2 separate regions of the Homo sapiens genome follow, and region 1 is linked to region 2. Evidence: read pairs that join two places in POLR2A ChIA-PET (ENCODE). Cell type or tissue: PC-9. All regions are shown on one strand. Each heading gives the region's core, and the rest is flanking DNA. Links, peaks and the distances in the headings are about the cores only. Region 1 has its middle 23 kb from the start of TPM1. Region 2 overlaps TLN2 (talin 2).

Region 1 (4,396 bases), core at 139-4,138, 250 kb after region 2:
CCGATGGCTATAGTTTTTAGCTACATTTGACCACAAGTTTTGATTGCTGGGGTTTCAATCCCATCTTCCTTGTTCTTCTGCCATTCTTAGGAATCTGCAATGGACGTTTGTCATTCTGTTCTGACTTCCCAGCATCTGACACTTGCCTAGAGGAACTTCTCACTGTGTGACTCCTGGTGAGGGCAGGTCCCTGCCCAGTTCTTCAGTCTTTCTGTCAGTATTTGACTGACCCTATGTCACTCCAATAATCCTCTTGCTATTTAAATTAGCTAGTCAGTCACACCTGTAATCCCAGCACTTTGGGAGGCCAAGGCGGGCGGATCACCCGTGGTCAGGAGTTCGAGACCAGCCTGGTCAACACATTAAAACACCCTCTCTGCTAAAAATACAAAAATTAGTCAGGCATGGTGGCACGTGCCTGTAATCCCAGCTACTCAGGAGGCTGAGGCAGGAGAATCGCTTGAACCTGGGAGGTGGAGGTTGCAGTGAGCCAAGGATGCAGTGAGCCAAGATTGTGCCACTGCACTCCAGCCTGAGTGACAGAGCAAGACTCTATCTCAAAAAGAAAAAAAAAAGAAAGAAAGAAAATTAGTTTCTGTTGCTTGCAACCTAGAATCCTAGCAGGTTCTGAGTCTCTAGCACTTACTTTCAGACAAAGTTCTCCTGGTGCCAAAGCCACTACATCTCTGCTGCTGCTGTGGCTACAGTTGCTGAAGTTGAGCATAGACTTCAGAGTCAGACAGACCTAGGTTTGAGTCCCAGCCCTGCCAATTTAATGCAGTGTGACTTTCTACACGTTATTTAACATCTCTGGACTTCTGTTGCTTCCCCTGCAGGATGAGGGAAGTGATATTTAGCTTGAAAGACTGCTATGAGGATCTGCACATAGCATTGTGCCTGGCACAGAGTAGGTGCTTAGTGACTGCTCTTGTATAATAAAATATGATGGTGATGATGATGATGACCATGGACATGTGCTGAAGTTTCTCCTGATGTGATCCCCATCCAGAGTTTATTACAGAGGCAAAGCTACTCCCGTTTGATGACAGGTCTCTGGAGCTACCTTGAATGGTCTGTCCTCTCAGTACCAATTGCTCTTTAGAACCCTCAAAGCTGGTCTTACTCATGGAGTTGAATAAACTCTTTCAATAAGGAACTTGCTATAAGTCCCCTGGGGACTAGTCCAGAGCATGATTCAGAGACACACCCCCAACCCCTCCTATATTCAATGCTTTGCAAATGGAGCTCTTTCTGGCCTGCCCTGAGATCCTAGAACATCTAAGATGGGCATGCAACTTCAAGCCCCACTGTGGTCCTTGCAATCTGATTTCAGGTCATCCAGACCCTTGACCTGGCCTCACAGCCTGACATAGCCTCACAACTACTAGAGATACATCCTGGACGGCAAGCCACACTCTAAGACACTGTGCTCCAGCAGGAGCCCTGGTTTCTCCCATCCCATCTCTGAGCTGGCAGAGCTGTTGCATAGTGTTTCCATTTTTCTAAGGGTTGTTCCAGAGTCTAGGGTGTTCATGAGAAGTAATTTGCAAACCCCATTCCATGCTACTCTAAGAATTATACCCTCATACCAGTCTGGGAAAGAGTCTGACCCCCACCTTCACCCCAAATCATGGCAATGGGTGAGGTGGCACCTATGCTGGTTATGTGGGCACTACAGATAAATGGGCAACTGCAAGATCAGGAAATCATCCTAACACAGAAAGAAACATCTCTTGTTCTAAGACTCCCTCTTTGAACAACCCAGTTAACCCTACAGGCCCCTCATTCGTCTTCCAAAGCACTGATTTGCCGCTTAGGACATATATTTGTTAGACTAGCAGCTGAGTAGTAGCCTCTATCTTTTCCTAGCAAGAGTATAAGCCACCTGGAGTGAGAGCCTTCTTACACTTTCCCTGTCCTCTGCACCTGGCACCTTGCCTGAAGATGAATCAGAGCTGACGAAATACTTGTCGAATGGCTGCTCCATGGATGACACAGAATACAGCTGTAGACCCTGACTACCTGGCCCAAAATAGCAAATATTGTGGGCCATGGGGCCGTGGAAACCTGAGATGCCTCCCAGGGCCACGGCAGATGATTAAGAAAATTGGCTGAGAGATAGGATCGCACCAGCCCACAATAGCCTGTGCATTTTTGTCCAGGTTGGAGAGGCAGGACACAGCCTGTACCTGTTTGGCAGGACACAGCCAGGTCATTCCTGATAGACAAGACACAGCCACCCGACACACGGGGTAGAGCCCCCACAAGGCTGCTGCTCAGAATGCTCCTGCAAGCTCAGCTGCGATTTTAGGCCTGCTGGAGTGAGGTCTCAGGTTACACCAACTCCTCAGCTTCTCAGCTTTTGATGGGAGCTGCTTCTGGACAGGGACATCACCACCAGCCCATTAGTGAAGGAAATATTTGCCAGAGAGCGTCACCCTCCAGGAGGAGAATAACAACTGAAGGTCTATATTTCATCTGTTCCAGGAGTCTTTTAGCTTAGATGAATTCCTTAATCCTTCTTCTCTACCCATAGGCTCAAAGAGTTGCAAATCTTCCACACACTCGGTACCCCTTTTAAGTTTAGAAATTGACCTAACAATAATGCCTCCTTGCAATGTCCTTGCAAGTGGCCTGGTATGCACTGCCTGGTTTGCCCACATGTCAATACTGTGAGGCTGGACATGGGGATTGTTTGGTTTGGAGATGTACTGTGTGATAAATAATGGAACGTTGCAACGGCTAACATTATACTAAACATTTTGCAAAAAAGTAAGCCTCAGAACAACCATATGAAGGGGGGAATGTCACTATCCCCAGTTTCAGATGAGCAAACTGAGGCTTAGAGGTGTTAAGAAACTTCCAAAGTCACCTAACTGGGAAGTGGTAAGACCATGATTCAAACCCAGGAACGTTTGGCTTCTAAGCACAGACTCCTAATGCTCACAGTCCACTTCTACCCACATATTTATGAAATATCAATCACTGTGCTGCCTGCTGGAGACATAGGGACAATTAAGGTACCACCTTGTTGCTCAAGATTCCAACCTAGCCAGAGAAACAAACATTAGCTTAATTTTAAATTATATATTACAGTGTGATATTTGTAATAATAAAAATTATATGTAGGAATGGAAGGATGATGATTAATTCAGTCAATAAGGGAGGAACAGAGATTAGGGAAGGCATACAGAGGAACATTCAAAAAATGAAACTTTATGATTCAATTTCTTTTCTGTTTTGAGTGTGTGATCTTTAGCCATCATTCGTCCACACTGGCATCTATTGAATGAGTCATCCATCATCTGGGAAAGACCCAGGCAAAAGGGTCCCCTTCTCTGAGCCCATGCTTTATAGGTCTTACATATCACAAACCCAAAATAGATTAATGTGTTAAGGAACTTGAGAGCATCTCTGTCATTCAGGATTCAGAACTCAGCATCGGCACAGCACAACCAATAACCCTAAACACCACTCGGATGAGTAACACCATTCAGGCCCCAGAGAAACGCTTCTCCGTGTCTCTTGTCCTGTGTCTGTGAATCAAAGGGAAACCTTGTCCAAATGCCATCCATGAAGATTTGTGGGTTGTGCCGCTGCCAGCGCTGGAGATGGACACCTCCCTTTGGAGGATGGGCAGGATGTGAGCCCCATATGAACTCAGATAAGAATTAGGCAAATTAGTTAACTTACCTTATTCTTCCTCACAGATTTCATGAATGCACAGACTCATGCAAAGTGCAGTATCCTTTCCTAGGAATGCTGAGTGTCTATTTCTTGCTTCTCTCAATGCTCCAGCCTGTGATTCTGGAATCAGTCAAAAATTAAGGCAGTATTCACAACAGCTTCACATGATGGTTGGGAAATAGTTTGCAATATTAAACAAATCCTAACACTTTTAATTTGTGTATTTGCAGGCCTATCCATAACATACAAAAAGCATGATATTAATTCTTTATGTTGGCCACAGGCAGACCTCAAAGGCTAGAATTGTATTAATAAATAGGTTTTATTTTATAAAAATATGTTTAAAGATTTAATTACATTTTCAAAAGATTAAGTAATTTTAATCTAAGTGATGTTGATTTTTAAAGTTGATATGAATTTATTATAAATTATATTTTCTTTTAATTTCAATAGATTGTTTTGCAAATTTTATTTACATAAATATTCAGTCATAGAAAAACATCAGATGGTGTAATGAACTGAGTGTTATGGCTTGCCGAAAGTCATATGTTGAAACTCTAATCCCAATGTGATGATATTTGGAGGTGGCACCTTTGGGAGGTAATTAGGTCATGAAGGTGGAACCCTCAGGAATGGGATTAGTGTCCTCATAAGAAGATGCCAGAGAGCTGGCTAGTTCTCTTTCCACCTCATGAGGATGCAACCAGAA
Region 2 (4,396 bases), core at 192-4,191:
GTCTCTTCTGTCTCTTAGATGGACACTTGTTATTGGATTTAGAGCCCGTCCCGGTAACTCAGGACATTCTTATTTCAAGGTCTTTAAATGCACCTGCAAACACCCTTTTTCCACATGAGATCACATTCCCAGGTTGCAGGTGTTTGAATATGGACATATCTTTTGAGGGGCCACCATTCAGTCCACCGTGTCCCTAGACCTAGGAATGAACGTTATGTACCAAATACTCAAAATTCTGTGTTATTTTAATGCATGTGCTAACCCAAGGAAGGATGTTTCCTGTTCTGTCATGTCTCAAGAACTAATGGTGTTAAAGTACTTGCTAAGCTCCCTAAATACAGAGAAAAGCACATGCCTTCAAAAAGCTTTGCCTGTAATATGTGAGCACCTAGCCTTTACTGAGTACTTCCTATTTGGCGGTTAGCATGGTGAAGGGCTTTCATGTACACTAATCCTCCTACCAGTCCTGATGAACTCTCAGTGCTATTATTAATCCCCATTTTACAGATAAGGAAACTGAAGTGGAGCAATTGGAACAATTAGCTAAATATTTCTCAGTAAGGAATTGGCAGGGAAGATTCAAATCCAGTGATTCTGAAGCCAGAGCTGAAGTCCTTCATGGCCCAGCCATGCTACCTCCATGGGGGAGCCGGGCTCCCATTTAGTTTTGCATTTAATTATTCTCAGCACACAGCAACCGCTGACATTTGACAGTTGCATTGATGAAACATACTTTGAAAATAATAAAATTAACCTAGAAAACATATAAGATTCTAATGCATTAAACATTTTGACTCCTCCTTTAGGACATAAAGGACCACCCTAAGCCCTCTGTCCCGATGACCCTTCAGTGCTCCGTTCCCTTTGGTGGTGACACCAGTGCCCTTCCTGGGGATGAGGATGAAATCAAATGCAAGTGTGTGGAGCTGCTGCCTGTGGTTGTATAGGCTGTGCCCTCCACAAAGGCATTTGGCTGAAGTGGGAAGTAGGGACGAAAATTCAGCCCATGCTCTGCCCTGGCGTCGCTCATGTCTGCCCAAAGGACCCCTTTAAAATTCATTCAAAGGCTCCCTAAGGGCCGGGAACAGCCCTATTCACCAGGTTTGAAACCTCTCTGTAAGATAACCATAGAGGAAATAACAATGTAAAAATAAGTTTTATTGTTGGCCAATAATCATGTCTCACTATTAGCGTTAATTAAGTTTTATTTTTTGGACACGTTCCCTCACCTTGCCCTAGCCACCCCCACCCCATCATCCTCCACCCTCTCCTGCTGGCCCAGTGACTGCTCATGTGAGTGGTCTTCCTGTCCACATCCCCACAACACTCATTCTTCTAACATGTGATGGGAAGAAGCGTTAAGGGAGGTGCTGGCTAAAGGTTTGATCTTAAGTTCTCTTAAAGGGTGTAATTTAGCCATTAGTCATTACCGCACAGAATGAGGCATTGAACAGAAAAGTGTGATTCATGCCATTGTATTTTATCTGAGTGAGGATAGATTCTGAGAGGGGATAGATTCTGGTGTCTGAAGTGAATATAGCAAAATGTTAAGATCTCATATTCTGATGCCAGGTAGAGGGTCATCCAAACACCAAATGATAAACTTCTAAAAGTGCGGTGCTCCCACAGCAGCAGGACTGGCATCCCAATGAAAGTGAAAGAGACCACAGACTGTGGCAGCTGAGAGCCAGGGCTGTGGGGTGGGATGCCGCTGTCTCCACCTCTTAGCTGCATGAGATGGAGCATGCGTCTCAACCCCTCAAAGCCTCGGTATCTTCATGTGTATCTGCCTCTTAAAGTTGTGGAGGCTCAGTGAGGAAATGGAAGTTAAACTTTCAGCAGAGAGCCTGGCATAGGGGGTGCGCCCGCTAGATGTTTGCAACACATGGCCCACAGCGCCCAGCTGGTAGGCGAGCTTTAGTGAGCGTGGATGGATATGCATGGCAGTGCCCTCCTGGAAAGAGGCCTGTGCGGAGGCAGTGGTTCCTGTCGGGATAAGCTTTTTTTGTTCTCCCAAGTTGGGCGAATCATAAACAGAGCATCTAGGCTGATGTGAAATCATTTGTGCTGTTTTTCCAAATCAAGGCTTGGTCAAAATGCTCTGGGCAAAAGGCAGTTGGGATTGGCTTCCTACAAAGCTTTTGAAGGTTTCTTTCATCTCCTGCTTTTTTCTGCTCCCCTGCTACCTTACCCTTTTCCACTCCTCCTTCCTCCTGAGTTTGTAAGATGTCTTTAGTTCTTTTAAAAGTTGTTAATTTATAGAAATTGACAGTTTGTAAAATTGAATTCAATTCTCATATCTAACTCTGGATCTTGGAATGGGTTTCTTAGCACCTCTGCCATATTTAGAGAGATGAAGAACTCCCTGGAGAAAGTAAAAACCAAGAAAGAGTCCATTAATTAGCAAGCACTTTCAGCAGTAAATTGCAGCAGATCTGCCTCTCCCTGTGAGTCAGCCCAGTCCTGTTCCCCTCCCGCGCCTGACTGTGGAGCCCCTGAAGGAGACACGTGTATTTACATGATACATCTCTGGCTTTTTTTTTTTTTTTTGAAAGGTGACACAACTGGCAAGCTATTTTGAGCCCTTGATCTTAGCCGCAGTTGGTGTGGCCTCCAAGATTCTTGATCATCAGCAGCAGATGACGGTGCTGGACCAGACCAAGACTCTCGCAGAGTCTGCCTTGCAGATGTTGTATGCAGCCAAAGAAGGTGGCGGAAACCCCAAGGTATGGTCCAGGATATCGGGGACTCACTTAGGACCACTAAGAAGCCATCATGCATTCCTGCTGTAATGTGTCCTTCCAGGAGAAAACACTTCCAGTTCTTGCTGGTGGCATTTGAGCTCCCACTCTGAGATCAGAAATAATCTATTGGCCTTCCCAAGGTTCTTAGGGAGGAAATGAAGAAATATACATAAAAGTTATTTTTTTCTTGACAGAATGTGTAGACAAGTGTCCTTGGGGAAGAAAAATGTATGGTGCGATGATTACAGGAATGAAAACTGTAATGCTTGCTGGGTCCCTGCTCAGCACTGACACCCAGCTTGCACAGAGGAATGTTCTATTGTGCTCCAGTAAATGTCATTTTGATTCCTAACACTTAAGAGACTGCAGTTTAATATGAAAATCTCCCATACCAGTTTGCAAGAGGGAACATTTCTTCAGCCTGTTGTGTCACCCAGCTGCTTTAAGTGGCCAAGTATGACGACAGCCTGTCATAGGTGACTTTGCACCACATTTTACCCTGAACTTGGGAACTGAAGAAGAGAGAATAGCATATGCAAAGGCATAGGTAGATTTATTAAAGGGTCATGATTTCTTCAGGAATAGTGAGTGGTCTGATCTATCTGGAGCATGTAGAGCTGGGGGACCACCAGGCAGGAGGATGGACTGGGCTGCAGGGTGACAGGTCTCTTCCACATTGCGGACTTCAGTCTTTATTGTAAGTAGTGGGGAGCCATTGGCAGTTTTTAAGCAGGGGAATGGCACAACCAGTCCATATTTTAGAAACATTTAAACTGGTAGCAGTGTGAATAATGTCATGGACTTTCCTTTTCTTTTCTTTTTTTGAGATCATGTCTTACTGTATTGCCCAGGCTGGTTATGAATTCGTGGCCTCGTGCCTTCTTCCTGCCTCAGCCTCCCAAGTAGCTGGGGCCACAAGCACATGCCACCATATCTGGCTAGCCTGCTTGCTCATTTATTTACTTATTTACTTAATAAGTTAATTAGAGGTGGGGGGTCTCACTATGTTGCCCAGGCTCATCTCAAACTCCCGGCCTCGAGCAATCCTCCCCATTTAGCCTCCCAAGTACCTGGAATTATAGGTGCAAACCACAGCACCCAGCTTGGACTTAACATTTTCTATGTTCAATTTTTTCATTCATGTACTTGGCAGTTATTAAGAGCCTCATTCTGGGGATGCTGAAATATTAAGCGCCAGCCACTGCCCTCAAGTTGTTCAGAGTCTTTTGGAAAAATAAGTTGAGTTGCTGAAGTGGTGGAATGGAGTGAGAAAAAAAAGAATACTCTTTTGACTGCGATGGAGAAACGATAGGGTGCCCTGCAGTCGTGCCAGCCCCCTTTGCACCCTCAAAGGGGTGCCTCCCCCAAACTGGAGGAGGCAGAACTTACCCTCTGACTCACTTCTGGGTTGTCTTTTCTCCAGGCTATTGACTGCCACATGTCCCCACTCCTACCTGATGGTTTCAGTACTAAGAGAATAATTCAAAGGAGGAGTTTTCTGGATTTATTTATTTATTTTTTTTTTTTGAGACAGAGTTTTGCTCTTGTTGCCCAGCCTGGAGTGCAATGGCGCGATCTCGGCTCACTGCAACCTCCGCGTCCCGGGTTCAAGTGATTCTCCTGCCTCAGCCTCCCGGGTAGCTGGTATTACA

Evidence for each region. ChIA-PET counts read pairs that join two places held together with the same protein. Peaks named below come from ENCODE experiments on the same cell type or tissue, not always from the same donor. Only the 100,000 strongest peaks of a DNase experiment are listed, where the experiment ranks them.
Region 1: POLR2A ChIA-PET joins it to region 2 with 8 read pairs; 1 of 35 experiments calls an interaction of 5 or more read pairs at or near these places.

What each region holds. Positions count from the first base shown.
Region 1 is chr15:63,017,669-63,022,064 of GRCh38, forward strand. No RefSeq gene overlaps it. Among named protein-coding and RNA genes, the nearest start is that of TPM1, 23 kb to the right of the region's middle. In PC-9, for the core only: no CTCF peak of the experiment used is centred there; a DNase peak (open chromatin) is centred at 2,093; H3K27ac peaks cover 2,546 bases.
Region 2 is chr15:62,768,409-62,772,804 of GRCh38, forward strand. It overlaps TLN2 (talin 2), which reads left to right. Exons shown (of 59, transcript NM_015059.3): 42 at 2,556-2,726. Among named protein-coding and RNA genes, the nearest start is that of MIR190A, 53 kb to the right of the region's middle. RefSeq lists an enhancer at 1,874-2,387. In PC-9, for the core only: no CTCF peak of the experiment used is centred there; DNase peaks (open chromatin) are centred at 1,403 and 2,543; H3K27ac peaks cover 1,657 bases.